Regions from separate parts of the Mus musculus genome. Here all the other regions are linked to region 1. The links are chromatin loops, found by intact Hi-C in ENCODE. Cell type or tissue: heart. All regions are shown on one strand. Each heading gives the region's core, and the rest is flanking DNA. Links, peaks and the distances in the headings are about the cores only. Region 1 has its middle 28 kb from the start of Rai1. Region 2 overlaps Nt5m (5',3'-nucleotidase, mitochondrial). Region 3 holds the start of Gm38498 (a long non-coding RNA gene).

Region 1 (10,473 bases), core at 1,128-9,127:
GATCTCCAGGCGCCAAGGCCAGTGTGTTCTACACAGCAAGGTTCAGGCTAACCAAAGCCAGGGAGACCTTGGCTTCATTTTGTTGTTGTTACTGTTTTTTTTGTTTTTTTTTGTTTTTTTTTTTTTTGTTTTTTAAAGGAAAGCTTTAAGACAGTGAAAAAAGAAACCGAAGGAAGTACCCGGAAATAGAAAGGCCTATTACGCTCATGGTTTGTCAGGGTTCATATTGTGTGAAGTGGCTTTCCCATCAAAAGCAATCTACAGATTCAATGCCATCCGCATTAAAACCTCATTGGAATTCACATAATTTGAAAAATAATATTAAAGTGCATATGGAAATATAAAAGACCCAGGGTAGACAAAACAATCCTAAACAGAAGAAACCCCTGCTGGAGCCAAGCAGGTCCTGCTCTACACATTGAACTTCAGGTTAGCCAGGTCACAGTGAGACCCAAAGAACAAAACAACAAACCAAACAAATGTAAAAGCCCAATTGCTGGAGGTGTCACCATCGCAGAAGTCCAGTTATCCTACAAAGGTATAGGAATCAAAACAGCAGACACAGTGGACCAGGCATGGTGGCGCATGCCTTTAATCCCAGCACTTGGGAGGCAGAGGCAGGTGGATTTCTGAGTTCGAGGCCAGCCTGCTCTACAAAGTGAGTTCCAGGACAGCCAGGACTATACAGAGAAACTCTGTCTCAAAACAAAAACAAAAACAAAAACAAACAAACAAAAAACCCAGAACAGAACAAATCAAACAAACCCAAACCCAAAAGAAACTAAACCAACCAACCAACCGAACAAACAAAAAGCCAGGCATGCGGATCAATGGAATGGAACTGAGGACCCACATATAAGCCCATTCTCCTCTAGCTACCTTATTTTTGACACAGAGGCACAAAAATACACAATGAGAAAAAAAACAGTATCTTCAATAAATATGCTGGACAAACTTGGATAGCTACATACAGGAATGAACTAGATCTTTATTCCTACACAAAACTCAACTCCAAAATGGGTCAAGTACCCCAACATCAGGCCCGATAGATAGCCTGGGTCTAAACTGGGGGATTTCTTGAATTCACTGGCACAGGAAGGGACTTTCTGAACACGGCCTTATTGGCACAGGCGCCAGGACATTAAGTGGTAAGTGGGACCTCACAAGAGTAAAAAGCTCTGCACAGAGAAGGACGCGGTTATGAGAGTGAAGGGGCAGCCTGAAATGCGGAACAAAACCTTTTCCAGCTACGCATCTCACTGAGAGTTAATATCTAGAACCCAGGAAGAACTCAAAAACATCAAGAAAGCAAGCAAGCCTGTTGAAAATTGAGGCATGAACAGAGTCCTCAAAAGATCAAAAGCCGGGCGTGGTGGCGCACGCCTTTAATCCCAGCACTCGAGAGGCAGAGGCAGGCAGATTTCTGAGTTCGAGGCCAGCCTGGTCTACAGAGTGAGTTCCAGGACAGCCAGGGCTACACAGAGAACTCTGTCTTGAAAAACAAAAACAAAAACAAAACAAAATAAAAAGAACCCCCCCCAAAAAAAACAACCAAAAAAAAAAAAAAAAAAAAAGATCAAACACCTATGGCTAAGAGAGGGTTTTAAGATGTTCAACATCCTTAGCCACCAGGAAATATGAATTAAAATAACATTGAAAGTTCATCTTACCCAGGTCAAAAACAAAACCCAAAACAAACATCAACAATGTGGGATGGAGAAACGTTTAGTCGCTGCTGGGATGAGCAAACTGCACAGTGACTGTGGAAATCGGCGGGGAGGGTCCTAAAAATTCTAGAAGTAGATTTACCGTATCATCCAGCTATACCGCTCTTAGGCGTATACCCAAAAGAACCTTAACATCCTACTGCAGAAATACCTGCTCGCTCATGGTCACTGCTGCTTCAATCAGGAATGGGTTGCTTTTTTTTTTTTTTTGGAGCTGTTGGTCAGTGGGTAGTAGACCCTTAGTTATAAAATATTGCCAATGCTCTTGGTTAACCTCCAGAATTGATGGTAAGACTCTGTTGCTGAAGGCACCACATACTTGAGCCATAGAATATGAAGAAACCAAGTTGATACTGGTTTGGAAGCTTTCTCCTTACCGACTAGCTTTCATAGCACTAGAAGGTACTGCGCATGACACCAGAGGAGAAAGTAACCATCAGTCTTACTTATCTATGAATACTGTGAGCCCCAGTAACGACTCACCTGGTAATACATGCTCACAGCTACAATAGTGGCGTGAATGTCAGGGAAATAACCAATTGCTTTCTGATTAGATTTAAGGCTCAAAATGATGAGGCCCATACCTGGCACTGTTATCAGAGCTAGACAGGTTATAAGCTCTTAGGGAGAACCTGCTACTATTGTTTTGTTAAATGGACACAGTATTGAAGTAATTCCTAATGACTTACAATTGAGATCAGAGCATCTTATTGCAGATCAGAGCATCTCTCAACCCTCATCTGAGAAACTTCTTTTTGCAGTTGATGGACAGGAACATTGAGACACAGAACTTGTCAAAGTGCAGAGAATAAATAAAAGTCTGCAGAATAATCAGTCACCAAAGGGATGTTCTACCACACCCTGTCTTAGTTACTTTTCTTTTGCTGTGATGAGACACTATGACCAAAGCTAGGCAGTGGTGGCACACACCTTTAATCCCAGCACTCGGGAGGCAGAAGCAGGTGGATCTCTTGAGTTTGAGGCTGGCCTGATCTATAGAACTCATTTCAGGACAGCCAGGGCTATATAGAGAAATGTTGTCTTGAAAAAAACCACAAAACAAACAAACAAACAAACAAACTCAAAACAGAGGCTGGAGAGATGGCTCAGTGTTTAAGAGCACCTGCTACTCTTCTGGGGGTCCTGTGTTCAATTCCCAGCAACCACATGGTAGATCACAACCATCTGTAATGGGATCCAATGCCCTCTTCTGGTGTGTCTGAAGAGAGTAGCTCATGTATGTGTACTCATATACATAAAATAAATACATAAATCTTACCCCCACAAAACAAACAAAACAAAATCACCATCATCAATGCAACTTAAAGGAGAGTTTATTTGAGCTTACAGTTCCAGAGTTAAGAGTCCATCCTGATAGGGAGGCAGTGAGTGTGGGGGCAGGAACAGGGTGGTGAGAGCTCACACTGGACCACAAGCAGTAAGTGATAGTGAATAAAATGGCTCACATCTTTAAACTCTTTTTTTTAAAAAAGATTTATTTATTTGTTTTATGTATATGAATACACTGTAGCTGTCTTCAGACACACTAGAAGAGGGCATTGGACCTCATTACAGATGGTTGTGAGCCACCATGTGGTTGGTGAGATTTGAACTCAGGACCTCTGGAAGAGCAGTCAGTGCTCTTAACCACTGAGCCATCTCGCCAGCCCATCTTTAAACTCTTAAAGCCTGCCTCTAGTGACATACTTCTACCGAAAAGAGCAAATGTCCAAAGCCAAAGCGTCCCCAAACAGCACAATCAACGTGGGGGGCGGGGGGGGGGGACACTCGTTCAAACCAATGCATCTCCTCTCCTAAAATGTGGGCATCTTGATAGAAGAGAAAAGACTGTAACAGACAGAGGCTGTGGATGATCAGAAGGAATCTGTGTTTTCCGGACACAACAGGGCAGTTGCATAACCTCATGGCAATTGTGGCAATATTCACAAGATCTGCAAAGGCTCACACCGGAAACAATTCCAATATGAATGGGGAGGGGGCACAAATTCTCACTCCTAGTGAGGAGCTACTGTTCAGAGCTTTGAGGGAGAGTCAGTTTAAGGATGCAACCCCTTGTGGGTGGATCATGCTCCAATAAAGGGCCACACATCCCATTGCATGGGAAGCACAAATTGGAGTCAATGGATTTAAAAAATGAGAACAGAAAGTCGGGTGAGTTGGGAGAGGGGGTGGAAGTCAGAGGAACTGGAGGGGAGTTGAAAAGGATCAAAATATAGGAAGGCCAGCCATGGTAAAAATGCATTCAATACCAAGAGGGAAAGGCCAGTGGATCTCTGAGTTCAAGGTCATCCTCAAGTCAGCTCTTCTTGTTACTTTTAACAAGTATTTAGCTTACCAGCAAATGTCTTGCATCCCTAATTCTGTCTCAGCAACCTCATCCTAGACAACCTGGACCAGCAGGACCAACATCCAGTGTACCCAAGCGAATGCCACTTACAGCTAAGTCCTGTTGCACAGAGATTAAATCTTGCCTCCTTCTGTATTCTCCCTGGAGCTAGAATTGTGTTTCTTCCATCCACTTCCTGTGCTCTACCAAGTTCTAATGATGAAGCCAGGTCTGTTAGCTAATGCTACAGAAGGGTGCGTGAGAGAATGAATGTGATCACTGAGAAGACTCCAGCCACGGCAAGAGCTGGGAAAGAGCATGCCATTGGGAGGAAAGAGTAAGATGAGGGAGTTCTGTCCTTCACATCCTAGTCCCAGCCAGCAGCACTCAAACTAGGCTAGAAAGCTGTGCATGGGGCTCAGGAGACTGAGCAGGCAGGAGGGCCACAAATTAACAGCTTAACAAATTAAACCAGGCCAAGAAAGACCCAACCAACCATCAGGATTTGTGGAGAATGGCTAAGCTCCTGTCCCAGGAGCAATGGCAGATAGCGCTTTTGTTTGGTTGGTTTTGTTTTTTGTTTTCTGGTCCACTGAGGGAGTCAAGCCAGATGTTCTATGAGTAGTATACTGTGGAGGGGACTAAAGAACATTTCAAAAATATGGGTTCACTGTTAGAATCCCCCCAGATGGGACCATGGGACCAGTGCTCTGACTTCCAGCTATATTAATGTATTAAGACTTGTTTTCTTCTTTTTCTGTCTTTGGCTTTGACCTTGGATCTCTTAGTAGTGGTGGTGGTGGTGGTGGTGGTGGTGGTGGTGTGGCACCTAGGGACCGGTTCGTAACAGCACATGACCTGTCATCCACTAGATGGCGGTGTTTGCTTGGTGTTGGGTAAATTTAAACCAACAGCTTTTAAAGACTGGGTGTGATGGTTCATGCCTGTAATCCCCAGCACTTGGGACAGGAGGATTGCTTTGAGTTTTGGACTAGCTCAAGTTACATGGCAAGACACTGTCTTAAAAAACAAAAACAAGTGGCGTGGTGGCATACACCTTTAATTCCAGCACTCAGGAGGCAGAGGCAGGCGGATCTCTGAGTTTGAGGTCAGCCTGGTCTACAGAGTGAGTTCCATAACAGCCAAGGCTACACAGATGAAATCCTGCCCTGAAACAAGCAAGCAAACAAACAAACAAACAAACAAGCAAGCAAGCAATTTTTTTATAAAAGGGGTCTGGTAAATTGGGGAGATTTCAGTGTTCCCAGGGCCCTGTTGCTCACATGCTCTCTCTCTCTCTCCCTCCTCCTCCCCCTCCCCCTCTCCCTTTCTCTGTGTGCATGTGTGTGCACATGTAAAATCCTTGCAGACCACCAACTAAGCTGTGTGATCAGATGAACATGACTTCCCGTGGCTTCACGAGAAGGGTCAGGGTAGGCTAATCTCTGTTGTGACATTGGCAACCACTTCCCTGAGTTTCAGTTTCCTCCCCCAGAAACCAGGGGTTGGTGCCATGTTGAGATTTTGCCAAGCAGACTGCAGCCAGTCTGTCCATGGCATGGCACAGGTAGTCACTCAAGTGTGGTAGCTTTTGTTAATGTGACCACGGGAGCCAGGCTCTTCCAAAGGCCTCTGGGGCCCCTTCTAGCTAATGCAATGGGTGGGTGGATGGGACATTAGGGACATTTTTAGTTGCTTGTTGTTGCCTTTGAAGGTACAAAGGCTCTCACAGGCTAACAAAGCTCCTGGAAGGAGAAGAAGAAGAAGAAGAAGAAGAAGAAGAAGAGAAGAAGAAGAAGGAGGAGGAGGAGGAGGAGGAGGAGGAGGAGGAGGAGGAGGAGGAGGAGGAGGAGGGAAGGAAGGAAGGAAGGAAGGATGAAAGAAAGAATGAAAGAAAGCAAGCAAGCAAGCAAGCAAGCAAGCAAGCAAGCAAGCAAGCTGGCTTTCATACTGGCCTCAGCTCTGTAAGGAATTAGTCATCTGAAGAAAGAGGTCCCTTTGTCTTTTCCGTGATTGCCTTGTTGATAAGTTGGTGAGGGTTAGGTGGTAAGTCAGTTGGCATTCCTTCTGCATTCCTTATCTAAATCTCATGTTTTATTTTGTTTTGTTTAGTTTTTACCATATTGGGGTTAACCCAGAACCTAATGTGTTCTGAGAAGGCACTGCATTACAAAGCTACACCCAGTCCCAGTGAACAAAGGCTGGTCTTGAACTCCTGGATTAAAGTGATTCATGATTCTCTTGCCTTGCCTTCCTGGGTAGCTGGGATTATAGGTGCTACCTGCCTGATTAGGCCTCAATTCTGCCCCCCTTTTATTTTTATTTTGGACAGCCTGTACCTGAGCCTTGAACTCACTATGAAGTTGTGAATGGCTTTGAACTCATCTTCTTGCCTCTACCCCTCACGTGCTAGGATTAATGCAGTGCTAAGGGTCAAACTCAGATCTTTGCATGCAAAGGAACGAAAGCCCAGCTCAACCTTACTTTTGCTTTACTTTGCTACCTTATGTGTAGCTCACTCTGGATTCAGACTTATAATTGTTCTAGTTTAGCCTTTTCAGTGCTGGGACTACAGGTTTAGAGCCACCTTTACATAAAAGTTATTACTTTTCAAAAATGAACACAGGTGGATCCACATATTCTTTTTTGTTTGTTCGTTTGTTTTGTTTTGTTGTTTTTTGTTTGTTTTTCGAGACAGGGTTTCTCTGTATCGCCCTGGCTGTTCTGGAGCTCACTCTGTAGATCAGGCTGGCCTCGAACTCAGAAATCCGCCTGCCTCTGCCTCCCAAATGCTGGGATTAAAGGCGTGTGCCACCACTGCCTGGCTGGGTCCACGAATCCTTTTATTCAATTGGGCATCCACTCTGTCGGGGAGGGCAGTGTGAACCCAGTGAAAAATGAGGCGCTGGCCATCCTGCCTCACCAGGATTCTTCTGGCTGGGCCTGGTGCAGACTAAATAAGTAACCACATGTGGCAGTTGGTGCAGCAGAATGAGGAGTTGGAGGGGTACTTCCTGCTGTGGCGCATCACCTTGAATAAGTTTGGGCCATCGCTTGGTGGTCCAGTACTTGTTTGACAGGTAGAAGGCCCTTGGTTTGTTCTGTGCAAGGCATTACCAAACAAAACAGAGAAACAGATGGTTCAGCAGAACTTTATCTTATGTTTTGGAAACAGGAATCAGAACCAAGGGGCAGAAACCAAGGCGTCTGGGGGGCTGCCTGCTCCAGCCACTTTACAGAGGCAACTGTTCCGAGTCTCTTCCAGCTTCCGTGGCAGCAGAATCTTCCTCCCTCTTTTCTGTCATCACGTCCTTGTCTCCCTCTGCCTTGTTCAGCCCACTGTGGGCAGAGTCCACAGTCAGGCCTCAGTAAGCGCTGCATCTCAGGGTCCTTTACCACAGGACCACCTAAGAGAACTCAGACTCTGAGATCAGAGTGTGGATGTCTCTCGAGGAGCATCTTTTCAAGCGTCTCTGAAGTGGGTGGTACCTGGAAGGTAGAAGTCTGGAGGAGGCGACAGACAGTTGAGCAGCCTCAGCCCGGAGCTAGGCTAGGGAGTGCTCACAGGTGATACAGTTCATTGCACACTCGACTAATGAGTGAGAAGACTGCCAACAGATACCTAAGAGCATACTGCTTGCTGTGACCTTAACGCCGCTAACATCCTCAACAGAGATACCAGTGTTTGTGCAGGCATCTCCTCGCCTGGAGATGACCCGGAGCCTGGAACAGAAGGCGAGGCTCTGCAGCTGGCATGCGTCTCCCGGCTAGCCGCCAGGCTCTTCCTGCCAGGTCAGGAAGCCTGGGCATACAGCTGGTGCTTCCCTTAGCTTTTCTGGTTTCTCATAAAAGCCACACTGTCTGGAAATAGGAGGTGTTAGGTGGTACTTTCTCCCTTCTCGCTCTGCTCTGTTAACTCTGCCCACACTGTCCCATGCATTTTGTAATTTATTTGGGAGGATTTGTTCATTTTCAAATGCAAAACCATGGTCCTGAACGGACTCCTATGATTCTAATTAACAGGGCCTGCGAGAGAGGGGACTTGTCCCCTTCTCTTCTGCTGAGTGAGGACACAGTGTTTGTCCCTTTCAGAGGTCCCAGGGTCCAGCAGAGTCCAGGCCACACTAGACACCGAAGCCGCCAGTGCCTTGCTTTAGATTCCCCGGGGCTCCAGAGCCATCGGAAACAAATACCTGTCCTTTATAACGTCCCCGGTCAACAATACTCGGCTACAACAGCACCGCTGGACTATGATATTCATAGAGAGAAAATTAGGTTTTACTTGACATCTTTCTGGTTTTAGGTACAGCTACTGAGCAGGGCTTTGGGTCTTCAGTACACATAGGTTCCCTGGGAGTTTTGTGTTATAGTTTTCTTTCCACATTGTGGGGGGCATTATTTGGCTTACAGGGTACAATCTCTCATAAAGGCAAGTCAGGACAGGAACCTGAGGCAGGAAATGAAGCAGAAGTCTTGGAGCAATGTTGCTTACTGGCTTGCTTTGCATGGCTTGCTCAGCCTGTGGTCTTTCACAATCCAGGACCACCTGCCCAGGGGTGATGTCATCCTCAGAGAGCTGGGCCCTCCCACATCAATCATGAAGCAAGAAAATGTCCCCTCAGACTTGCCTACAGGCCAATCTGATGGAGGCATTCTCTTAAGTGAGAGGTTCTCTCTTCCCAGATGACCATGTCAAGTTGACAAATAACCATCATGCTTATTCTCTGGAGGTCTGGACCAGCCATTCTCAAAGATGACTCCATAGCCTGGGGAGATCCACATAGGTACTCCAGGCCACTCCTTTAGCGCAATGTCCTCACGGCACATTAGTGAGAGTATTACTTAGAAAGAACCCAGCGGTGCCTCAATTGCATAAGGGAAGATGGCAGTGTAGGAAAAGCCTGCTAGTGTTTAAGTCTGAAGGTGCAGTTGAGGGTGTAGGCATGTGACCTTCTAGCTGAAGTCTTCATGGCTATATTAGTCATGCTTCTCTAGAGAAACAGAACTGATAGAATAAATACATAGATCTATATCTATATGTTTATATAGATATACATGTATTTGTGTGTGAATGAATATATCTAGTTGTACATATATATTCATATACATCTCTCTCTCTCTCTCTCTCTCTCTCTCTCTCTCACACACACACACACACACACACACACACACACACACTAGAGTAGCTTACAGGCTGTGGTCTGGGTACTTCAACAATGGCTGTCTCCTCAGTGGAAAGACTAAGGACCAGGTAGTTTTTCAGTCCATGAGACTGGGTGTCTCAGGAGTCCCAGCTGCTGCTGAAGCCCTTCAGAGCTGCTTGGTTTTAGTCTATGTTAGAATCCTGAAGAAGTAGATTTTCATACCAGCAAAGAAACGCCTCAGCAACCAGGCAAGCGACGACAAGCAGGCAAAAAGCAAAATCTTCCTTCTTCCATATTCTTTTCTGTGGTTGCCACCAGATTTGGAGCGGGTCTCCCCACCTCAAAAGACCTGGACTTGGGGTCTTGGATCTTCCCACCACAAATGATCCAATCCAGGTCAGGCAGGGCAAGTGGGAGTGGCTTCTCTGTCTCAGCTGGGTCTACTCTGCCTCCTGGGGCAGTAGCTTCCCCCTGATTTCTCTCTCTGACTCTGGCCTCATTTTCTGGTTCCTTACTGTACCTCACTAGGATCTGTGGTCCTGCACCAGGCTCTGGCTCTCCAGGCCTCCAGGCCTTTGCACCTCGTGTGCCCCTTGTTGGTCTTCCAAACATATTTCCAGATCTGGGATTTTGTGTTTTGTTTCCTACATATTTTTATTGAGTCTCTGGGAATTTCACATCACACACCCCGATCAAATTAGCTTCCCAGTCCTTCTCTGACCACCCTGCCCTGCCCTTGTGACCCCCAACCCCCAGCCCCTCCCCCCCCAAATAAAAAATAAAAAAAGTCCAATTTGTGTTATCTATATACTCACTGTTGAATGCTCAAGCTCTCAGTGGCCTGCCCTTTGGATAGAGCTGAGTCATTCTCCCGAATTCTCCCAGAAGCCATTTAAAGCTGTGGCTTTCTAAGTGTTTTTGACTGGATATTGGCTCCTATGTGGACGTTGTTTGCTTTGACCTGCAGTAATGCCAGTACCTAGCATGCAGTGTGTGTGTGTGTGTGTGTGTGTGTGTGTGTGTGTGTGTGTAATCCATGGGTGACATGTCAGACGGCAAGTAGAAGAGGACAAGAAGGTGAGCAAGACTGGGGTAACAAGACAGGAAGGCCCACAGATGTGGGGGTGGGGAGAGGAGGAGTGTGTCTAATAAGAACGTTAATAGGAAGGACGGGGCGCCGAGTGGTTTGTTCAGGTCTTGAGGGATGTGCTGCCTTGGGAAGGGTATTGAGCCAAGGTCTGGACTCCCTCAGCCT
Region 2 (10,473 bases), core at 1,388-9,387, 200 kb after region 1:
AGAGCCACCAGCTACTTCCTGGGGCCCCAGAGAGAGGAAACCTGCAAGGGCAACAGGGCAACAGATGGTCAGAAGCCCCAGAAAAGACTACGCGGCCTCTGAACTTGTCTGCCTTTCCCAGAAGCCCTCCATGCTTCCGGAACACCCTCCCACGGAGCTTCCGGTGCCATATGGCCCAGGAGCGCCCCCAAGCCCTGTGCTCTCGCTCCTTTAAGTGCTCTCCTTCCTCCACAAGAAGCTTTTCTCAAGAATCCAGGGCTAATCATGGCTGCAGGCTCCTGTTTTCATATGGCTCTGGGGCGCCTCCATGTGAGACCAGCTGCCGATGGCTACAGCTGTTTAAACACTGCCTGTGCTATCACATGGATATCTCTGTGTGGTTGCGGGAGGCCATGCAGGATGATGCCTTCAGGATGTTTATATTCTTGGGACGGTGGGGGTGTCACTGTCACAGGAGGTTGGGTGCCATCACCGTGCTCCTCTACCCTTTCCCACGGGCCTACCCTTCTGCACAAGGCTGCGCGGGCCTTGTCTTAGTTCTTAGTCCCTCCATGGTCTTCAGCTTTCTGAACTGTGCCCTTCCCTCATGGCCCTTCTTATCACCTGCCCTGCCCTGCAAATTCCCCTTTTTCTTGTGTCCTATTTAAATATCTGTCCATCTCTCTTCTTCCTCTCCATCTCTGTTCCTTTGGGATCTTAGGGGTTAGGGACATAGCCTTTCCCCCCAAATGAAGGAGAGTTGCAGGTGGTGGCCCAGAAGCTGGAGGTGGAGAGGTCCAAGTTTAGGCAAAGGATGCCATTTAAGAAAGACCTGGTGTCCGAACACTGTTGAAGAGCAGTCTTCACCCACCTCAGCCTCTGGAGGAGGGAAGTGTAGTGTAGAGGCTTTGTGGTGGGATACAGGCTCCAACCAAAGTGGTGGTGAGTAGCTAGTGAGGTCAGAGGAGCTGGGCTAGGCAGGAGGCAGAGATGAGGACTTGGCAGTAATGAAAGGCTTTGCGTACACAGGGGTATCTACCTCAGCTGACACCCTGGGAACAGGCTGGGCAGTTGCTCAGCATGAAGTTGACCCAAGCTCCAGTAACCATTGACAGCAGATGGGCTGGAAGCCAAAGCTGGGGGAACCTAACATCAGACAGTGTCAAGAAAGAAGCTGATAGGAACTGAGGTCACAGCCCTCCTCAGGGAAGTCCCACTCTACCCCATTGATACCCTGGCTCCCTGTTGGCACTGAAGATGAACAAAGTCTATAACCTAGTCAGTAGTCAGAGCATGTCAGCACACAGCCCTCCCCCAGCAGCAGGAACCATGGTGCTGGCCCTCATCCTATCCAGAGCCCAACTCAGCAGAGATGGCCAGCGTAGTGTGGGGCTGGAGCCACACACAGGGATCTTGGGGCCAGGCCTGTCTATGGGGTGACCAGCAAGCATCTACAAATGGACAGTCTGAAAGTGTCAAATTGTAATTAGAAGGAAAGGAGCTATGACATCACAAAACTCACAGAATGGTCACTATATGGTAAGGTCTCCTCCATCAGGGACCTGATCTTCAGCCTCTGAGCCAGAACGGAAGCCAGGCACTCACAGGGAGTTCCATGACCGATGCATCTGGTCCCCTCATATGTCAGCCTCTGGCATTTGGGGCTCAAGACATAGTATAACCACTCAGAGTCTATACCCTAGCAAATTAGGGTCCCTGGGAGCAGGAAAATCCTTATATACCTTATCTTACCTATGATGGCTGAATTCATTAAGGGTAGGGCCTCTAACAGCTTCTTTTCCTTCTTGTTAGAGTTTATAACTTTAAGAGTTGGTAACTCTTTCAAAAAGGAACCTTATCAGGAACTGAAGAGATGGCTTAGGGGTTAAGAGCACAAACTGGTTGCTCCTCCAGAGGACCTGGATTCAGATTCTTAGCATCCACAAGGCAGCTAACAAGCATGTATGAATCTAGTCCCAGGGAATCTAATGCCCCCTTCTAGCCTCTGTGGACACCAGGCACACATGTGGTACACAGACATACATGCAGACAAAACACTCACATGTAAAAATTTAAAAATGGAAAAAAAGGAACTGACAAGGTCACATAGTTCCACTCTCATGTTTTTCTACATTCATTTTTCTTGTATTACTTGTGTGTGTGTGTGTGTGTGTGTGTGTGTGTGTGTGTAGGTATGTTCAAGTGGGTACAGGCACCCACAAAGGCTGGAAGATTGGGATGCTCCTGGAGCTGGGGTTACAGGAAGTTGTAAGCCACCTGACACGATGCTGAGAGTCGAACCCAGGTCCTCTGGAAGAGCAGTTCAAGTTCTTCAAAGCTGAGCCATCTTACTGGGTTGTGGTGTTGCTCACCTTTAGACACATTCTGGAGGCAGAGGCAGGTAGATTTCTGTGAGTTCCAGGCTAGCCTGGTCTATAGAGCGAGTTCTAGGACAGCTAAGGCTACACAGAGAAACCCTGTCTTAGAAAACAAACAAAATGCCGAACCATCTCTCCATCCCTCAGGGGGATTTTCCCTATATTTGGCTATATTCAGAGGTTGAGTCTGAAATTATTTTCCTTCGGATTCTGAAGATATGTATCTCATTTTCTTTTTTCTTTCTTTTTTTGGGGGGTGGTGGTGGTGGTCTAGAAAGGCTTAGAATTATTTTGTCCTCAGATTGTAAATGTTCAACATATCTGTCCAGTATAAAATCTCTATTCATACATCAACCCTGGCTCAGGGTACTGGGGCACCGTGAGGGTCAGCTCTGTGCTCTTTGGGGCGTGTTCTTGTGAAGTAAGAAAGACACTTCCCTGTCTCCTCCTCTTCCCACCGCCTCCTTGTGTGTAGTTTAGAAGTCTTCAGCTCAGGCCCCTGACTGCTCATCTCTTCAGAAGTATTTATGCTTCGGCTCAGCCCATTTCCCGAGGCCTTTAGTCATGATTCAGGTTCTAACTGTCCCAGTCTCCACTGTGAGTCTTGAACCACCCAGGACTCTGTTCTGTGCACAGACGGCATTATTACACCTGTTCTGAATTCTGACTCTGGTCGAATGAACTCCTGGTCCTTGTGTCCACTTCTCTTGCTTTGGAGCCAGCTGCCTGTCATCCACTGTGGTTGATAGCCAAGACCAAGCCATTTTTAAAAACCCTCCCCCACCTCGGTTAAATTGTGGTAATTTATTTCCTTTAACTACCATAATTAGTACTCCAAAACTAAAGTAACTTGCCTGCGTGATTCCCATCCCCACCCCTGCAGAGCAGACAATGGCCAGAAGAGATGGGAATCTATTTTAAAATAGAACATTAGTAATTCTCTGAGATTCCATGCAATGTATTTTGATCACATTCGCCCTCCCCCTGAGGCACTTATCAATCATCTACCGTTCTTTACCTCACCAGTCACCCCAGCACTGGCCTATTGCAGGCCAGAAAAGTCTACAACCTTCTTCCCCACTCGCTTCAGCCCTGTAAATGCATGGCAGGCTCTGAGGCTTACAGGCATCCCCCCCCTCTACAGAGAGGTCCCGAAGAAAAGCCTCCTGCTATCTTAAGTCCCTTGCTTGGTTTGAATGTGTTTTGCTGAAATGTGCTTGCTGCTGGCAACATCCCTAGCAGGAGGAAAAGGAGGGTCTAGAGAATTTAAACCTGCTAGGAAAGCAGGGACAGGACCCTGTATGAGGGGCGGTTTCCTGCTCCTGGGAGCTTTCCCACTCCAGGACCTTAAATGGGTGACAGATTACTACATACTGCAGGAAGAAAAGTGCATGGATGTCGGGGCAGGGTAGGGGGAGAGTCCACCCACGGGAGGATTTCCATGTGGGACCAAAGGGCAGGGGTGAGTCCTGCAAGGGAAGGGCCTCTCACTCCCCAGTGGCATGGTTTGTCTCCTCTCAGGAACTGGGGCTACTCTGCTCTCCTTTCTCCTTCCTGTATCTGTGGTCCCTCCCTTGGCCTTGGCCTTGGCTCCTACTTCTCTGCTCCCACTGGCGACCTGCACCTTCCCTCACCGTAAGCTGCTTGCAGGTCCCTCAGTTCCTTTCTTGGCACCTGCCGCTGTTGCTCCATTTCTGTTTTGGTTCTTCCCTTCCTGGGATGTCTAATCCCTTTTTCCCATAGGATGAACTCAGTGGTGCCTAGATGACCACATCTCACTCCCAGAATCCATGCATGAAGGCAGGCATGTACGCATGTACTCGCATGCACGCACGCACGCACGCACGCACGCACACAGCATGAATTACTCAGGCTTAAGTGTACTTATGGTTTTATGGTTCACACCACAGTGTCATTTTGCCCCTGCTGTCTCCATTTGCAGACCAGCAAGCATCCCACCAACAATACCTCAGACTCTGCTTAAACTGTCATTGTCCCTGGATGTCACTGCCTGCTTCACCCACACCTTCTTCCTACCCCCACAAAACAGACCTTGTGCTGGGTGTTGTGTTCAGAGCAGGTGGATCTCTGAGGTCAAGCCCAGCCTGGTCTACAGAGTGAATCCCAGGACATCAGGGTTACATAGTGAAAGCTTGTTTGAAAAACAAAAACAACAAACAGCAGAAAAAATTAAACAGACACAGCACACTTGTGTTCTCTGCTCGGCTGTGTGTGTGCTTGGTGGTGGGAAAGTGCAGCTTAGTCTGTCAGTGTGGGTCTTAGCTTTTATTGTAAAATCACCACCCCCTGCAAGACCATGTGTTGAAGGTAATATGGGGGGGCCTGTAGGGCATGGGGCCTAGGGGAAGGAAGTTAGGTCATTGGGAGGGATACTCAAAGGGACCCTCATCCCTCCTCTACACTTGTCGTTTCACACCTCAGGCACAGAGTGAACACTGGCTCCACTGAGTGACCCCACCATAATACTCTTCTTCATCCCAGGCTCAACAGCAAAAGGACCAACAGACTGTGGGCTGAAAGCTTTGGTCTTAGTCCCTAATAAACCAAAAATAAACCTTTCCTCTTTTTATCTTAACCTTGCTTCATAGTCACTTGGGGAAATTTATGATATCGCAGCACACAGCATAGGCTCAGGAAGCATTGGGGTCTTCTGTCCTCTTCCCTAGACTCTCTTCTCCTTGCATAAGAGTCCTGTGGAGTTAGGACTCCGGAGTCCTGTGGAGTTAGGACTGTAAGTTGTCATAAGGCTGGGACTTGGGAGGATGATCGCTGGCAGGGCAGGGCAGGGCCTGGGTCAGTGGGGTCGGAAAGCAGAGGCTCCAGGCTGGAGATGGGGCCTGTGTAGGGAAGAACTGCACTGGCTGAGCCTGGAGACTCACACATCCAATAATGCCAGGCCCTTCTCAGTGGGGGGAGCAGCTGATGTGAGTCATATCCCAGTGCTCAGACAACAGTGCCTGAGGTTCCAAGACCCAGCCCAGAAGGTGCCTAGGTCAGAGAGAAATGCTGGTGGCTGGGAACAACAGGCTGAGACTTCCCAGGGATGACTGCAGGCTTCAGGGAGGCACAAAGGGCTCCAAGGTTCTGGAGCCAGTCCTCTGGCGCCATCAAGTGGCCATCTTTACAAACTGTAGTTCCTCTGTCAGATTTGTTTCACTCAGTGGTTCTCAACCTTCCTAATGCTGCAACACTTTATTTAATACAGTTCCTTATGCTCTGGTGACCCCTCCCCACACCATACAATTATTTTGTTGCTACTTCATAACTGTAATTTTGATGTTATGAATCATAGTGTAAATATCTGATATGTCACCTGAAGTCACGACCCACAGGTTGAGAACCTCTAGAATTTGCCCAGTAGTGGAACTAATTAATAGATTCTTGGAGTTTGCATTAAGTCCACAAGTCCTCTGTGCAGGCAGGCGTTCATTAAGTGGCAAGTAGCTTGGTTGTTACTGACCTTCTGTGAAACCTAGTCTGTACATTCAAGCCAGCTGTAGCAGATCTAATCAAGGAGTTTTCAAACCGCAGAGACACTCACTGGGGAGGCTGTTCATATGTGGCTTCCATGTATTTTTATCCTGTAGAGTCGTTTTTAAAAGAAGGCACAACATTGGGCACAGAGAGAGAGAGTGGGTGCTTCCACTTCCCCTGCCAGTCCTCAGCCATGGGTGCTTGATAGCTACTTGTCTGATGAGCGACACTCAGGAATCTAACTGGCAGTTCTTCCTCGACTGCACCGACGAGGTAATGCCAGCCCTTGTGCTCCCTGGGTACAGAATCCCAGCAGATAAACGCAGCCACTGATGCCTGTGTTTTGGGGACAGCTTTCAGACTCCTGGGGCACCTCCAGAAGGATCCAGTGCGTAAAACTCTCACCATGTCTCTGCAAGGACAGACAAGAAGTTGGGGCCTTCTCATACCCAGTGGAGCCTCCCAGACAGGGAGCACCATTTGTTGGAAGGGTAGCAGAGCTTTGGGCTCTGAAGGAGCTTGCCTAAGAGTGTCCCTAACTGGTGAGGAGGGCCTCCTGGTCCTCCTGGATCACCACAGGATTGGTCAAATGCTGCTCTCAGCAACCCTAGTATAAATAGGAGGACTAGTGAAGACTGGATGCCAGGCTACTCCATGAAGGGCCCCAGAGACCACAAACTCCCTGAGCAGGAGGTAGGAGGGAGAAACCCAGAGAGCGCTGCAAACCTCAGCAGATATGGTGGCTAGTTTTATGTCACCTTGACACGCTAGAGTTAAGTAAAAGGAGGGAAACTCAATCCAGAAAATATCCACCTAAGATCTATCTGTAGGGCATTTTCTTAGTTAATGATCAGTGGGGGAGGGCAGCCCTTTGTGGGTGGTGCAATCTCTGGAATGGTGGTGGTCCTGGGTTCTGTAAGAAGGATGAGTGAGCTACAGGGAGCAAGCTATCCCTCCATGGCCTCTGTGTCAGCTCCTGCCTCCAGGTTCCTGCTCCGTTGTGTTCCTTCTGACTTCCTTCAGTGGTGGACTACGGATGTTGACGTGTGAGACAAATACACCCTTTCTTCTGCAACTTGCTTCAGTCACTGTTTCATCACAGTGATAGAAACCTGAAGACAAGTTAGTGCCAGGGGAATAGGGTGTGATGGCTTGTCAAGTTCCAGAGGGAAGCAAAGACTCCACGGGCCTTCTGTGTGCAGAATCTGTGGTGTCTGGTCGGCTGGGCTGAAGAATCGGCTGTGATTGACAAGAGACCAGACACGCTGAAGTGAAACCTTTGCTTGGCTGGGACAATGGATGCTGCTCAGCTGGAGATAAATTAGCCGTGACTAAGAAGAGACCAGCGTCACTGAGGTGGAATCTCCTGGGAAGTGTTTCCTGAGTCAGCACACAAGCTGTTCCAGAGGTGGCCCTGGTTGTACCTCATGTTAGCACCTGAACTTGGTCATGGGTAAGAGTCTGCCAAGAGCTACTGGTTTTGGAGGTGTGAAGGGGTCATGGAGAGCAACTGAAGCCTGGCACTTGAGAGGCCACTAGTGAAGGCACAGCTGGAGTAGCAGTGGAAGCTCCTGGTTTGAAAGGTCATGGGCAAAGTTGAGGCTTGGCACCATGAAGAGAGCCCGGAAGAGGCTACTGGTAAAAGCGCAGGCCAGTTGCAGCAGGAGACCCCAGCATTCTTGGATGTCAGGACCATGGGTGGACCGCCAAGAACAGCAGCAGCACTGAAGTGGACCCAGTTGGAGCCTATAAGACAAGCTGTGTGTGCTACAGAGGGTGGAGCTGGAAAAGTGACCCAAGCCTTAGAAGGGGTGTAGAAGACTGAGTCGTTGACACTGCATTTTTAAAGCTGGAGTTTTGTTTTGCTTTGTTCGCATTGTGACTATGTCCTGATTCTTCCCTCTTAAAAAATATACATATTCAACTTAAATTTCATTTTATGGGATTCCATAGTTGAGACTTTAGATTTAAAACAGACTTTGAATTTTTAAAAGTGTTTGAACTGGTAAGACTGCAGGGCTTTTAAGCTTGAAGATATTTTATACTGCAATGTCCATATTAATGTGTAACCTTGGGGATGAACAAGAAAGGACAGGTTGTAGCTTAACAGTGATCTGTGCATCAGGAGAGTAAAGGCTCTCTGGAGTAGGCACGGGTCAGGGCATTCCCAGATGCTGCCCTTCTTGTGCCAGAGTTCCACAATCAAGTGACAGAACTGCCATGTGTTTGCAGTAAGACACTGGCAGAGCACCTGACCAGTCCAAGGGACAAAAATGGGGCAGGACTATGGAAAGCCACATATGGTGAAATCCAGAGGAGCCCAGGGCAGGCAGTGGCTCCTGGGCCATCCTTCTCTGGTCTGGTTGGAGACCTCCCTACCTAGCCTGGGTGATGGAGCTGGGTGCTTAAGAGTAAAGGGTGGGAAATGGAATCCCTGGCCAGCTCTAAAGCCAGGGCTCTCTTCTTGTCCTTCTCTCTCCTTAAGCCAGTCCCCAGGAAGTCCGAAGATCCTCTGCCGTAGGTACCAAAAGGCAGCGTGAAGGCTCAGCGTGAACACCCAGAAACAAATTGGGTGCTGGCTTTCAATGTTTTTAGACAGGGTTTTGCAATGTAACTGGTCTAGACTGACTACATAGCTCAGGCTGGTCTTGAGCTCACAGTAATACTCCTGCATCAACCTAAATGCTGGGAAACAGGTGTGCGTCACTGTGCCCATCTCAAGCCAGGGTTTTGAGAATGCAACTGACCTTCAAGGGCACTGTTTTTCAAATTATTAAGAGGACAGTTGTGAGGTGGCTGGTCTGGTGATACCACCCAGAAGTTCCGCTCACAGGGAACAAATGCTACAGTTGTAACAGCAATTTCTAGGTCTTTTGGAAACTTGGCCTTGGGAGAAGAGTAGGGACGAGGCCCTGTGCCTACCTGCAGGGTGAGGAGAGAATGCAGTGTTAGAGAAGGTGCTAGCAGGCAGCAGTGCCTCCCTCAGATGAATGGGACCAAAAGAAACCACCAGGCTGCCAGCAATGCCACCATCCAGGCCATCTTGCCTTTGCCCCCATATGGTACCATGCGAGGTACATGAGGTACACATGGGTGAGCTATGCCCACCTCTGTCCTGTTCATCAGTGTGTGGGACTCCCGTATGCTTATATCACAAGCAGATGGCACACTAGAGGATCCTGGGGCAGGTTCTAGAGAAGGCCACAGCACAGGCTATGTGTGAGTAGCATTTATTTTTCATATTGGCAACAAATATTCACACCTGCTGACTCCTTTCTGGGCTGTTAATGGGATCTAAGAACACCAGAGCAAGAGACCGTAGGGAGGGTCTCGGTGGCCTCCAAAAGAGCCTGGTGGCCATGGAAATCCAGAAAGACTAAGTATGTAAGCTGGACAAGATTCTACAGTAGAGGTACCTACATGCCTGCCAGGGGAACCGTTGTCATCTGTCTGTCCCTGGCACCCCTCGTCTTGCAGATCCTGGATCAGGGTACTTCCATGTCTCAGAGAACCCCTATTGCACACAGTGAGAGGCAGTGGCATGGGGCATCTGCCTGAGGTCAGACCAACTTATCTGAGAACACGCATCTTTCTTCTAGCCCCGTCCCAACTATCAGGTTAAGGCCTTGCTGGGCTAGGGGAAGAAGGGAAGTGTGTCAGACGTTGTTTTGACCAAAGTGTTCACTGGGATCCTCCAGGAAGTACCAGGGAACTGCAGCATAACCCTCAGTGGGCTGCCTGCTGTCCAGTTGTGAGCTGTGAGCCCCATGCTGAACCACGAGAGAGCCATAGTACAGTCCTCAGCGGAGCCGCTTGCTGTCCAAGATGGCCTTCCAGTCGTCTGCCCATGAGTGCAGCCTGCGGCGAGGGGGCTGCAGCTGCAGGTGGTAGTTGTGGCAGGAGGTAAAGAGGATGTGCTCCCAGCTGGGATGTGGCTCAGCCCCTGTGGAGGGAAGCAGCAGCTCAGACAAGACACTAGGGACTAGGTGTAGCTTGCTGGGACCAAACCAAGTGCCCCAAGAGTAGGTGTTGTGTTCACCTGACTCAGTTTCTTTGTCCACAAAGTGATCCTCTACTAGCCTGCCCTACAGAAGGCATGAGGGCCAAACAAGGTACTGTGCACAGGGTGATAGAAGCAGTCCACATAGTGGGGCTGGGCTGAGTGGGCTCTGTCATCACACACTGCTGTGCCTTGCCAGCCATCTCTATGCCCATCCTGTGCTACCTCAAGTGGGAAGCTGTGGCTAGCACACCCTACAGTTACTGGTACCACTTCCTTTCCACACTGTGCTGTGACTGGACAAGCTCCTTGGGGCTGTGACCCACCAGATCCTCTGGAAGACTCTGGTTTGAGAGAGGCCGGCCCCATACACACAGACAGATTGGATGTCCCACCGGAGGGACTGAGGCAGGCAGGCGCAATCCCCTGGCATTCAGCAAGCTTTAGGATAGAAACTGTTTTCCCAAGGAGGTGTCCAGACAACTCCTAAGAACTAGCAGGAGGTTTTGTCCAGTGTAGCAAACCCAGGCAGAGCACATCTAGTGGGAGGAAACAGTGTGGACTGACTAATGGAACTCTCAAATCTCACCGTGCCTAAGGCCTCCCTCTGCCAGCCTTGTC
Region 3 (10,473 bases), core at 1,181-9,180, 50 kb after region 1:
TATGAGACTTAAGTGCAGTGACTGTGTCTGGACTTGGATATCCCAAGCTTCCCTTATCTTCCCAGGAGTCTTTGCATCCTGGGGGCTCACAGGTCCTGGCAGCTTCTGGGTGTTGCTAGATAGGCCTCCCGCTGATGGCAGCTCTGTCCTTGCAGGCTGATCTCTTCGTTATGAGCTGGCTGCTGGGTTACATGGACCCCACAGAGCCCAGCTTTGTGGCGGCTGTGATCACCATTGTGTTCAACCCACTCTTCTGGAATGTGGTGAGTACCATTGCGCTCACACCACAATGGCTAGCTGCTGAGGCTGGTGCGGTGGGATCACTGCTACCATAAGCCAGACACACGGACAGTGGGCTAGTGCCTTCCCACCATGCCTGTCACCATCCTCTTCCCTTCTTCCCTCTCAGGGTGGCACTCAGTGAGTGCACACTGAACGAGGGGAGACTCTCACTTTCGTGGAGGCCAAGGGACCGGTGTCAAGGTGACCTAGGGTATTGCATGGGGGAGGCCTCCCACCTGTTGCCGACCTTCTCACTAGGGGGCCTGAGCTGTCTGGGAGCTTATGACACAAGGACTAGTGGAAATGGAGGCCTGAGTGCTCACTGAGGCAGAGCCTGGGGTATCCTGTGATTGCCCGGGAGCTAGTCTGTAGAAGGCTGTGCTTGGTGGCATCAGCACACTGATCCTAGACTACTGTCAGTCCAGCTGTACCAGGGCGGAACACTGTATTCTTTTTCTCTAGTTTATGGCTTAGGCCTTTTTTCCACCTGGTGGGTGAGGGCAGGGATGCTTGGCACAGAGCCACCACCTTCTGAATGTTTTGTCCCTACAGTTCTGAACATACTGGACCTTCTGAGGAGGGGGCTCCTGGCAGGGGTACAGAGGACAGACAAGACCACTGTGACCTCCTTGCTCCTGAGAAACCACGGCCTTGGAGTGTACTGCTAGAGTGTGCCAGTGCTGGCCCTGGTTTCCTGACAGCCTTCTTCTGGCAAAGCTAGACACATGGTGCTCTGTGCCCTTAACCTGTCCTACGCCTAGGAGCCAGCCTGCCAGGCTGCAGGACACTCTAGGGGACAAACACTGATCTCAAGCCATGTGAGAATGTTTCTGATGCTTTAAAGGAGCCAGAGGAAGCTAGTCCAGGGCACTAAAGAAGCTTCTGGCCTGGCCAGGAGACACCTCACTCCTAACTCACTCTCCGTTAGATGTGGTGTGCACAGGGCTCTCCTGCAGGAAGCTGCTGGACTACATAGCTGGATGGAGCCTGTGTTCTCTCTTCCAGGAGGCCTAGGCTGATTAGCATTTGCCAGAGTGTGGCCTGAGCACAGGGAGAGCCGCTGGCCAAGTGCAGTGGGCATTGGGAGTACTTTGTCTGAGTTCCCTTTGTTCATCTCCCACTGACCCTTGAAGCAATATGTTTCTGCCCACTTAATTTTGAAGCTGCGTTTCATCCACAGGAACAGCCCCAACAGCCCAAATAGACGAGAGCCGAGTGTCTGTGCGTTTATCATAAGCGGTTCCTTTTTATTTTTTGTGGTCATACGATTTTGGTTTACCTCGTTTTGAAAAGCATTGTTCCTTGGAAAGACGTCTAGTCATTAGTGGAAGAACGAGTGAGCTCTTCATGCTCGGTTTGGAATGAGAAAAATGGCATCGTGTTACGGTTGGGCCAGCCACAGCGCAGAGGAGATGAGGTGGCATCTGGATGCAGGAGGACAGGAGCCGGAAGCCTAGCTCTGTGCTTGGTGGGGACAGGAAACTGCACAGTGAGCAGGGGTACGCTCAAAGGGTGGCACAGGGTCTTCTGGCTGCAGTCCTGGGCATGGCTCACTGTGCTCAGGCTTCCTGCCTGGCAACTCAGCAAGGTGGCATGGCAAGGCGCTGCCATTCTCATTGGAGGAATCAGGTTGGAGGGGGATTTTAGCACCTTTCTGTTGCTTTAACACAGCAGTTCTTATCACAGCACCTTTGGGGGTGGGGGTGGGGGTTAAACGACCCTTTCACAAAGGTTGCATATCAGATATGCTGTATTATCAGATATTTACATCATGATTCATAACGGTAGCAAAATTACAGTTATGAAGTAGCAACAAAAATAATCTTATGTTTGGGGTCGCCACAACATGGGGATCTGTATTGAAAGGTCACATCATTAGGGAGGTTGAACAGAGTAACTGGTGCGGAGAGCTGTGTAGAAGGGAGATGGATGTTTAGTTCATAATCCCTGGAAGACCCCAGCAATGTGGTGCCAGAATCCTGTCTCCCTAAATAACTTAAGATATAATGGAGAACCAGAAAGGAAAATAGCCACGTGCACAAGAGGCCAAGCGTGTGTGGGCAGTTTTACTCTGTAAGAATCCACCCTCATGGGCTGGAGAGATGGCTCAGTGGTTAACAGCCCTGCATGCTCTTCCAAAGGTCCTGAGTTCAAATCCCAGCAACCACATGGTGGCTCTCAACCATCTGTAATGAGATCTGATGCCCTCTTCTGGTGTGTCTGAAGACAGCTACAGTGTAATCATATAAATAAATAGATATATCTTAAAAAAAAAAAAGAATCTACCCTCCAGCTGGAGGAAATGGCTCAGTGATTAAGAGCACTGACTGCTCTTCCAGAGGTCCTGAGTTCAATTCCCAGCAACCACATAGTGGCTCACAACCATCTGTAATAGAATCCAATGTTCTCTTATGGAGTATCTGAAGACAGCTACAGTGTACTCATATAAATAAAATAAGAATCTACCCTCAAGAGAAATAACAGTTCTCCAGGACCAGTGCCACTCTTCCCAGGGAGACCTGCCTTGATCTAATCTCCTCACACTTGCTCCTCTTAAGGGTTCCAATCCTCCCAACACCATCATGCCGGGAAACAAGCCTTCAGCATGTCCGCCAGCTTTAGTGGACACATTGAAATCATGTTCAAACCATATCAAAGAGATTTGTCCATTATTGTCCAGATACTTAGAGATTGACAGTATCTGTAAGAGCAGGTGGGCCTGACCCTGGCACAGTGGCATCCTGGGAAGAGCAGTGAGTGAGTAAACATACAAACCAACATTTTAGGGACAAAGCAGGTAAGAAGGAAAGACAGGAAGGGTAGTCAGGGAAGGCCTGCCTGAAATGGTGGCTTTTGACCGAAACCCAACACTTGCATAAGAAAGTGCTGGGTTTCTGGGGGAAAGTTGTAGGGGACTGAGCTGATTTTTTTTTTTTTTGAGTGGCATATGAAAGGAGTGGGGAGGCAGCCAGGGTGAGCTGGGAGGCCAGCCCACTTTAGAGGCCCAGATGGCAGCATGAAGCAGAATGGGGCCCTGGCTCCTGCCCAGCAGAGGTCAGCAACACTGTCTCTGGAGGCTAATGCGGTGCCCCAAGTGGTCTGAATGCCTACTCTGTATCTCCTGCACCCCTTGGCCCAGCTTCGAGGAGCACTGGTCCTGTTATCTTAGAGTGCTCCAAAGCACTTGCTTTCCCTTCTTGTCCCCAGCCTGCCATGCACTGTGTCCTAGGTAGCAGCTGCTGCTTGGCTTGCATCTGAGCGGATCAGCCAGGGTCCTCCTCAGTGCTCACACTTGTGTCTGGTGCCCTGGAAGAGCTGCTGTTTTCCTGAGCATGGGCTGGCTCATCACTGGCCTTCTGCGTAGCATCAGTGGACACATTCTGCATGCATCTGACATGAGCTCGCACTCACTCGGGCAAACCTGGGAAGGAAAGCACTTGAGGGTCTATGACAGATCCCGGGAGAGATGGGGTAGATGGCTCTGTGAAGCTCCAGTGGCCATGTTTCGCCTGGTCAGAGCTCTGGAAGGCCAGGGCCCGGATCCCAGCAGTGGCCTTGAGCTCAGACTGTTTATTTGAGGAAATGTCACACAAGCTTTGTTACATTAGCCAGATGGAGCAGATGGCTGACAGCAGCCAGCAGCCAATGGAGGCAGTCTGTTTGGACACCAGGGCAGACTGGGATGGATCACAGAGTCCATCCTGAACCAGTCCATCTCAGGGCCCTGTGTTGGGAGTCAGCAGGACAGGAGTCTTGTCAGGACAGCTGGTGTGAAGAGGGCAGAGCTCCTCACAAGTTCCCTTCTGTGTCCTCTTGTTGCTGTAGATCCAAGCCACCCCTCAGGTCAGAAGCAGCTGCTCTTCCCTAAAGGTTGAGGGACATACCATGCTCTTCTGAGGAAGGTTGGTTGTACCAACTACCCACAGGCAACCTGGGCCCCACAACTACTAAGCCTAGCTGCAGGCAGATACCAGCTGAAGGTACCAACTCGGCTCAGGAGGGTGCCCACTTTAATTGGGACGCTGTCCTGAAGGCCTCCAGGGAGGGACTAGGCAATGGTCACCGTGTCTGGGGAGCTAGTTTGAGAAAGGTGACTGTCCTTACAGAACTTGGGAACAACTTGCTGTGCTGTATGTAGCATGTTTGAGTCCTGGGACTGTGGGCCTGGTGGCACAGGTGCCTTGGAAGGAGTTTAGGGCTTCTGGACAGTAGGTGGCGCTATGGAGGTGAGAATGACAGGAGAGGAAGGGAAGGCAGGGGAGAGGTGACAGTGAGGAGAGGAAGACAGAGTGAGGGAGAGGTGACAGTGAAGGAGAGGAAGACACAGTGAGGGAGAGGTGACAGTGAGGGAGAGGTAACAGTGAGGAAGAGGCAGCAGGAGAGGAAGAAGATGCTATAGTGAGGAAGGAGATGAGTTTAAGAGAGTAGAGGTGACAGTGACATAGGAGACACCGAGAGCAGAGGACGTACCTAGTGTAGGAGGGGGTAACAGGGAGGAGGAGTGTACTGGCGGGTTTGGTGTGAACTTGACACAAGCTAGAGTCATCAAAGAGGAAGGGGCCTCGGTTTTGAAGAACTGTCTCCATGAGATCCAGCTGTAAGGCATTTTCTTTTTTTTTGGGGGGGGGCGGGGTTTCGAGACAGGGTTTCCTCTGTATAGCCCTGGCTGTCCTGGAACTCACTCTGTAGACCAGGCTGGCCTCGAACTCAGAAATCCGCCTGCCTCTGCCTCCCGAGTGCTGGGATTAAAGGCGTGCGCCACCACGCCCGGCTGGCATTTTCTTAATTAGTGATTGGAGGAAGGCTCCAGCCACTGTGCCTGGTGCCATCCCTGGGCTGACAGAAAGCAAGCTGAGCAAGCCAGGGGAAGCAAGCCAATAAGTAACATCCTCATGGCCTCTGCATCAGCTCCTGCCTCCAGGGTCCTGCCCCGCTTGAGTACCTGTCCTGATCTTCAAGGGTGAACAGCGATGTGGAAGGGTCAGCCAAGTAAACCCTTTCCCTCCAAATTGCTTTTTGGTCATGGTGTTTCCTCGAAGAATAGAAACCCTAAGACAAGGAGATGATAAGAGTGGAGGGTTTGACAAGGAAGAGGAGATGCCATTGAGGGAGGAGGTGACAGTGAGGGAGGGGAGCTGACAGGAAGGAGTTACCTAGAACGGGAGTGGATAGCAGGGTGGCAGGGGTGTGTTGCTCCAGTGGCGGCCAGCAAGAGCCCTGGTTCCTTTGCCCTTTGGTGCCCTTCTTTCTTCTGTTACCACACCTTCTGTTTTCTGCTCCCAGCCTGCCAACTGCCACTCGTCTCCGTGAGGGATCCTCTGATGCCAGAGCAGCTTTCCCTCTGCATCCACTGGGGCAGCCTAGGTTTGCAGTCTGGCTCTGGCCTTGCCGACTCCATTGGTCAGGTGAGGTTTGTGCACTGAGGTCTGTCTAGCTGCAGAAACCTCCCTCTTACCCAGGCCTGGCCTGTGGTGAGTTGGCTTGGGATAGTACTGTGCTTTCCTGGAGTGAGCACTTGGCTAGATGGGTAAGCGTGGATACCAGAAGAGAAGCAGGATAGCCAGGGGTGTGCTCATCACACAGCTCCCAGAGGCACTTAGGAGAGAGCACAAGCACCAGGTCAGGCTTGAGGATAAGGCGTCTGTCTGGTCTGTAGAATGGCTGTCTGTCTTGAGGTGGGCTTTTTAGAAGAGGAAGAGCACTGAGGGATGAGGGAACCTTGCAGGGGGATGTGAAGTTAGCGGGTAAGAGGGGTTTGGGTTCCCTGAGGGATGATCCTGCCTCCCGGCCAGCCACCCAAGTTGTTTCCCGGAGGCAAGTCGGTGAGTGAGAGTGTGCATGTGAGTGTGATGGGTAGGGACAGTCAGTGGGCAGTTTGGGATTCTTGCTCCATCTGGCATAGAAATCTGGCACCTGGGACATGACCCACCCACTAGGCCGGGAGCTGGCACTTGGGGGGTCAGGTGTCTTCTCTTGTTTTGTGCTGCAGAGGCTGGCCTGGCTAGTTGCTATAGCTCAAGGCAGTTGAAGGTGTCACACGACAGGAGACCTGGGTTGTGTCACCAGGCTCACACACTAACACCTTTTGATTGATGGCCACCTGATGTACCCCGGCACGCCCAAGTCTCCTTTCCTTTGTCTCAGCTGTACTCATGGCTGTGGCCCTCCAGAACCAATGCCAGCCCAGCTTCACACTGGGCTGCAGGTGATCTTTAACAGTGACACCGCTGCACACTGTCAGTGTTGGCTCAAGTGCAGTGGATGTGTGGTTAGCTGGAAGTAGCCTTAGCCTCCTCACTGAGCCCATCCCTCCAGCACCGGGGTTACTTTAGAACCCAGCATCCCAGCATCGTGGGATGAAATGCCCCAAACAGTGTCTCTCACAGTCTGTGCCAAAGAACAAAAGGAAGGCTGGGCAAACCTGCTGAGGGAGGGTTGTTCTATGCCATGGGTCTAGGTGCTGGTTTCAGTTATCTTAGAATATGCGAGCTGGATGGGGCCCAGGCTGTCTCCCCTCCCTGGTTATTTTGGGATTGGCCATCTTGGTGTATAAGATTAGTCTGGTGCTTCACAGGAAGTGAGGTCTTAGGATTTTACTGTTTCATCTGTATCCCTGGCAGACCAGGCTGATCTACTACAGCACCCTCCCTCCTTCCCTCCCTCCCTCCCTCCCTCCCTCCCTCCCTGTTCCTTCTCTGAGGATTGAACACAGGGGCTTACATGCGCTGGTGTTCCTCCAGTCAGCCATGCCCCTGGCCTCTGCCCTGATCCTGGCTGCTGTAGCACAGTCTGAGAGTAAGTTCTTAACCTTCCTAATGCTGCGACCCTTTAATACAGTTCGTCATGTTGTGGTGACCTCCAACCTTAAAATTTATTTTCGTTGCTGCTTCATCACTGTGATTTTGCTACTGTTATAAATCACTGTGTAAATATCCAATATGTGGTATTCAACCCAAAGGAGTTGTGACCCGCAGCTTGAGAACTACGGGTCTGAGGTTTCATGACCCAGACTTGGCTTTGAGAGGGCACTCTTTCAGGAGCTCGACTTATCACCACGGACAGACAGTTCTCAGTGTGCCCCTGGACCTTTGCATGTTCTGTTCACTCCTCCTAAAGGATTCCCACACATCCTTGCTTGACTACCCTTCGTCTTCTTCAGCCAGACATCCCTGATTCTGGCCCTAAGAAAATATGGCTAAGCATCCTCCGTTAGGTCTAAGAAAATATGGCTAAGCATCCTCCGCTAGGTCTCCCTAAAGCCCACTGTGGAGCTGAGCCCTGGCCATGGGAAGTGCTAATGGTAAATGTGGGATCTGCTTTCTCTCAGGCTGAGTTATCCTGAAAGCCCAGAGAAGGGTGGGAGCCATCCACTGATGCCCAGGGCTAAGCCTAGGATTGAAAAGGATAGCTGGTCCAAGGGTACCCTCCTTCCTCAGAGTCAGTCTGTGGTGGCTTGGGGGAGGGATGGGGCCAGGCGTGATCTCTCCTACTCTACTGGGAACACACTGGCTTCCCTGGTCATCTTCTCTCATCTTTCTTCCCCATCTGTAAAAGGAACTAGCCAGTGGACCCTACAACAAGGTTCTTTTGGGGATTCATGAGGTACATCCCTAGCCCTTGCAAGCCTAGAGTCAGCCTGGCTGTTGTCTCTTTGTCTCAGTCCACCCCTGGGTCTTCTGTTTGGCACAGCAGAGCTGAGATATGTATGGAGTAGAGTGACAGTTCCATGTGTGTCTGCTGGGTGTTCTGATCACACCGGGTTTCCATGCATTCATCATTGCTGATGTGAGAAGTGCAGAAATAAACACGAGCTGCAGGTCTGTGCTGCTGCCTTTGATTGTATGAATACTAGTGTGTCTGCTGGATCATGTGGTAGTTCTGTTTTATGTGTGTGTGTGTGTGTGTGTGTGTGTGTGTGTGTGTGTGTGTGTGTGTGTAAGTGTGCATGTGCGGGCAGAGGTTTAATTTGACATTGGATGTCATCCCACAGGGTCTCTCACTGAACCTGGAACTTATCAGTTCAGATCATCATGGTGGCAAGGTATGGCAGTTGGGACAAGTTGGTCTGTGTTGTGGAGGCTTGTAGTGTGGCTTGCTCTGTGATGTGGGGCTTGTAGTTTTGGCTTGCTCTGTGGTATAGGGAGTAGAGTAGGTGGGAAGGGAGGCCTGGCCCTGGACATAGTGGGCCAGTGACATTGTCAGTTCCTTCTTCCACCTTACCTGGCTGCACGTAACTGTGGGTGCAATGGGCCCCCCAGGGAATGATCATATGTAATTTCCAACACTCACAGTCATCAGCTGGATTGCTTGGAAAGCTTTTGTTGCTGTTTGCAGTGCTGGGGCTCTAACCTGGGCCTTTGTGGACTGTAGGTCACTGCTCAGCCCATGAGCTGTGCTGGTTCCTAGCTAGAGAGGCTCTGGCTGCCTTGCTGGCCTTCTCTCTGTCCCCTGGTCCTGCATGCTGCCATGCACACTAAACTTTAGGCTTTCCCTGCATGTTTGGGGAGTGTATCAATGGAGGCACATCCTTGTGAGAAGGATTGAGGGGACCCTTCTGCAGGTGTAGTTATTAGGGTAAATAGGCCCAGAGGCCATGCTATGGCTCTGTAAGTCCTGTCTTTTCCACAAGGGCACCAGTAACAACCTACATAGGCCAGGTATTTACCTCAAGTCCCTATCATGGGGGGCGCTGTGTCCACCTCCCTGTGCCTGCCCTTCCTGCCTGCCTAGGAGGGCTCCAGAGGCCATCTGTGTGGGTAGCAGGTGGAGTTATATAGTGGATTCTTCTCCCGCCATTTTCCCAAAGGGGTGTCTGGCCACCTCAGTGAGCCCTGGGGTAGGCAAGGTGCAGGCTCCAAGGAAGGAAACAGTTCTTTCAGGCAGAGTATGTAGAGTCCCTGACTTCTGCAGACAGGGATGTGACCTTGATTCAGGTAGGGCCCCATGTTTCTCTGAGACACTCAGCCAAGGTGTCCAGGGCAGAAATTAAACCCATTGGCCCCCATTGGGGCTCCCTTTCCTTAGAAGGGAGGACATGGGGACAAGGAGCCCTTCTGCCACATATGGCAACGGAGCAGGGGCGGGTGTTTGCCCTCTGCAGATCCATCTATCTTATCCTTGTTAGGGATGTGGTTCGGGCGTGGGCTGAGAGCAAGGGAGGTTGATGAGAGGTGAGCGGTGGCCTGACCTGAGGAGGCGGTGCTTTCTGATCCCAGACGTGTCTGCCCTGAGAGCCTTAATAAGGGCAGGGTCAAGGGGTCTCAGCCTGTAGGGCAGTGGGGTAAAGCAGCACCCAGGTGGGGATCCTAGTTAGGTTCTCTGTTACTGTGATAAACACTGGCCAAAGGCAGCTTGGGGAGGAAAGGGTTTATTTTGCTCACACGTCACACACAGTCATCGAGGGTAGCCATGGCAGGAGCTCAGTGTAGGAACTGAAAGCAATAACCATGGAGGAACCATGCCACTTACTGGCCTGCTCATCAGACTTTCTGGTACAGTCCAGGACCACTAGCCTAGGGATAGCACAGCCCACAGTGGGCGGGGCCTTTTTACATCAATTACTAGTCAAGATAATGCCCCACAGATATCCCATAGGGCAGGCAGTCTGATGGAGGCAGTTCCTCAGTTGAGATTCCCCTCTTTAAGTGACTCTTTGTCTGTATTGACAAAACCTAACCAGGTAAATGGGGGATGGGATCAGTGCTTCCCCAGTGTCCCACAACCACAGTGCTATCATGATAATTACAATCACCTTAATGGGCCCCTGTGTGTCCCTGGCATATTCCCAAGGTTGTCTAAAGGAACAAAACTGATAGAATGAATGAATGAATGAATGAATGTGTGTGTATTAAAGGGCATTTGTTAGATTAGGTTATAGGATGTGATTCAGATAATCAAAACAATAGCTATCTTAGACTAGAGAGGCTGAGATTCTGGTAGTTTAGCCCATGAGACTGGATGTCTTTTTTTTAAAGATTTATTTATTTATTATATGTAAGTACACTGTAGCTGTGTTCAGACACCCCAGAAGAGGGCATCAGATATCATTATGGATGGTTGTGAGCCACCATATGGTTGCTGGGACTTGAACTCAGGAGCTTCGGAAGAGCAGTGGGTGCTCTTAACCGCTGAGCCATCTCTCCAGCCCCTGGATGTCTTAGCAGTTCCGCTATGGGCTTGGAGGCCTGGAGA

What was found. Peaks named below come from ENCODE experiments on the same cell type or tissue, not always from the same donor. Only the 100,000 strongest peaks of a DNase experiment are listed, where the experiment ranks them.
Region 2: it touches region 1 in a loop (7-fold over the local background); 37 of 42 quality-filtered maps call a loop at or near these places.
Region 3: a loop joins it to region 1, with 2.9 times the contacts of the local background. A loop is called at or near these places in 5 of 42 quality-filtered maps.

The regions. Positions count from the first base shown.
Region 1 is chr11:60,071,472-60,081,944 of GRCm38, reverse strand. No RefSeq gene overlaps it. Among named protein-coding and RNA genes, the nearest start is that of Rai1, 28 kb to the left of the region's middle. In heart, for the core only: a CTCF peak has its summit at 4,965 (motif pointing right); no DNase peak of the experiment used is centred there.
Region 2 is chr11:59,875,127-59,885,599 of GRCm38, reverse strand. Nt5m (5',3'-nucleotidase, mitochondrial) reads right to left here. Exons shown (of 5, transcript NM_134029.2): 5 at 9,067-9,795. The coding sequence ends at 9,653. Among named protein-coding and RNA genes, the nearest start is that of Nt5m, 32 kb to the right of the region's middle. In heart, for the core only: no CTCF peak of the experiment used is centred there; a DNase peak (open chromatin) is centred at 5,369; H3K27ac peaks cover 825 bases.
Region 3 is chr11:60,021,503-60,031,975 of GRCm38, reverse strand. Pemt (phosphatidylethanolamine N-methyltransferase) reads left to right here. Exons shown (of 7, transcript NM_008819.3): 2 at 156-263. The coding sequence starts at 171. It overlaps Gm38498 (a long non-coding RNA gene), which reads left to right and starts at 5,022. Exons shown (of 3, transcript XR_879899.1): 1 at 5,022-5,687; 2 at 8,273-8,323. In heart, for the core only: a CTCF peak has its summit at 4,477 (motif pointing right); a DNase peak (open chromatin) is centred at 4,485; H3K27ac peaks cover 3,022 bases.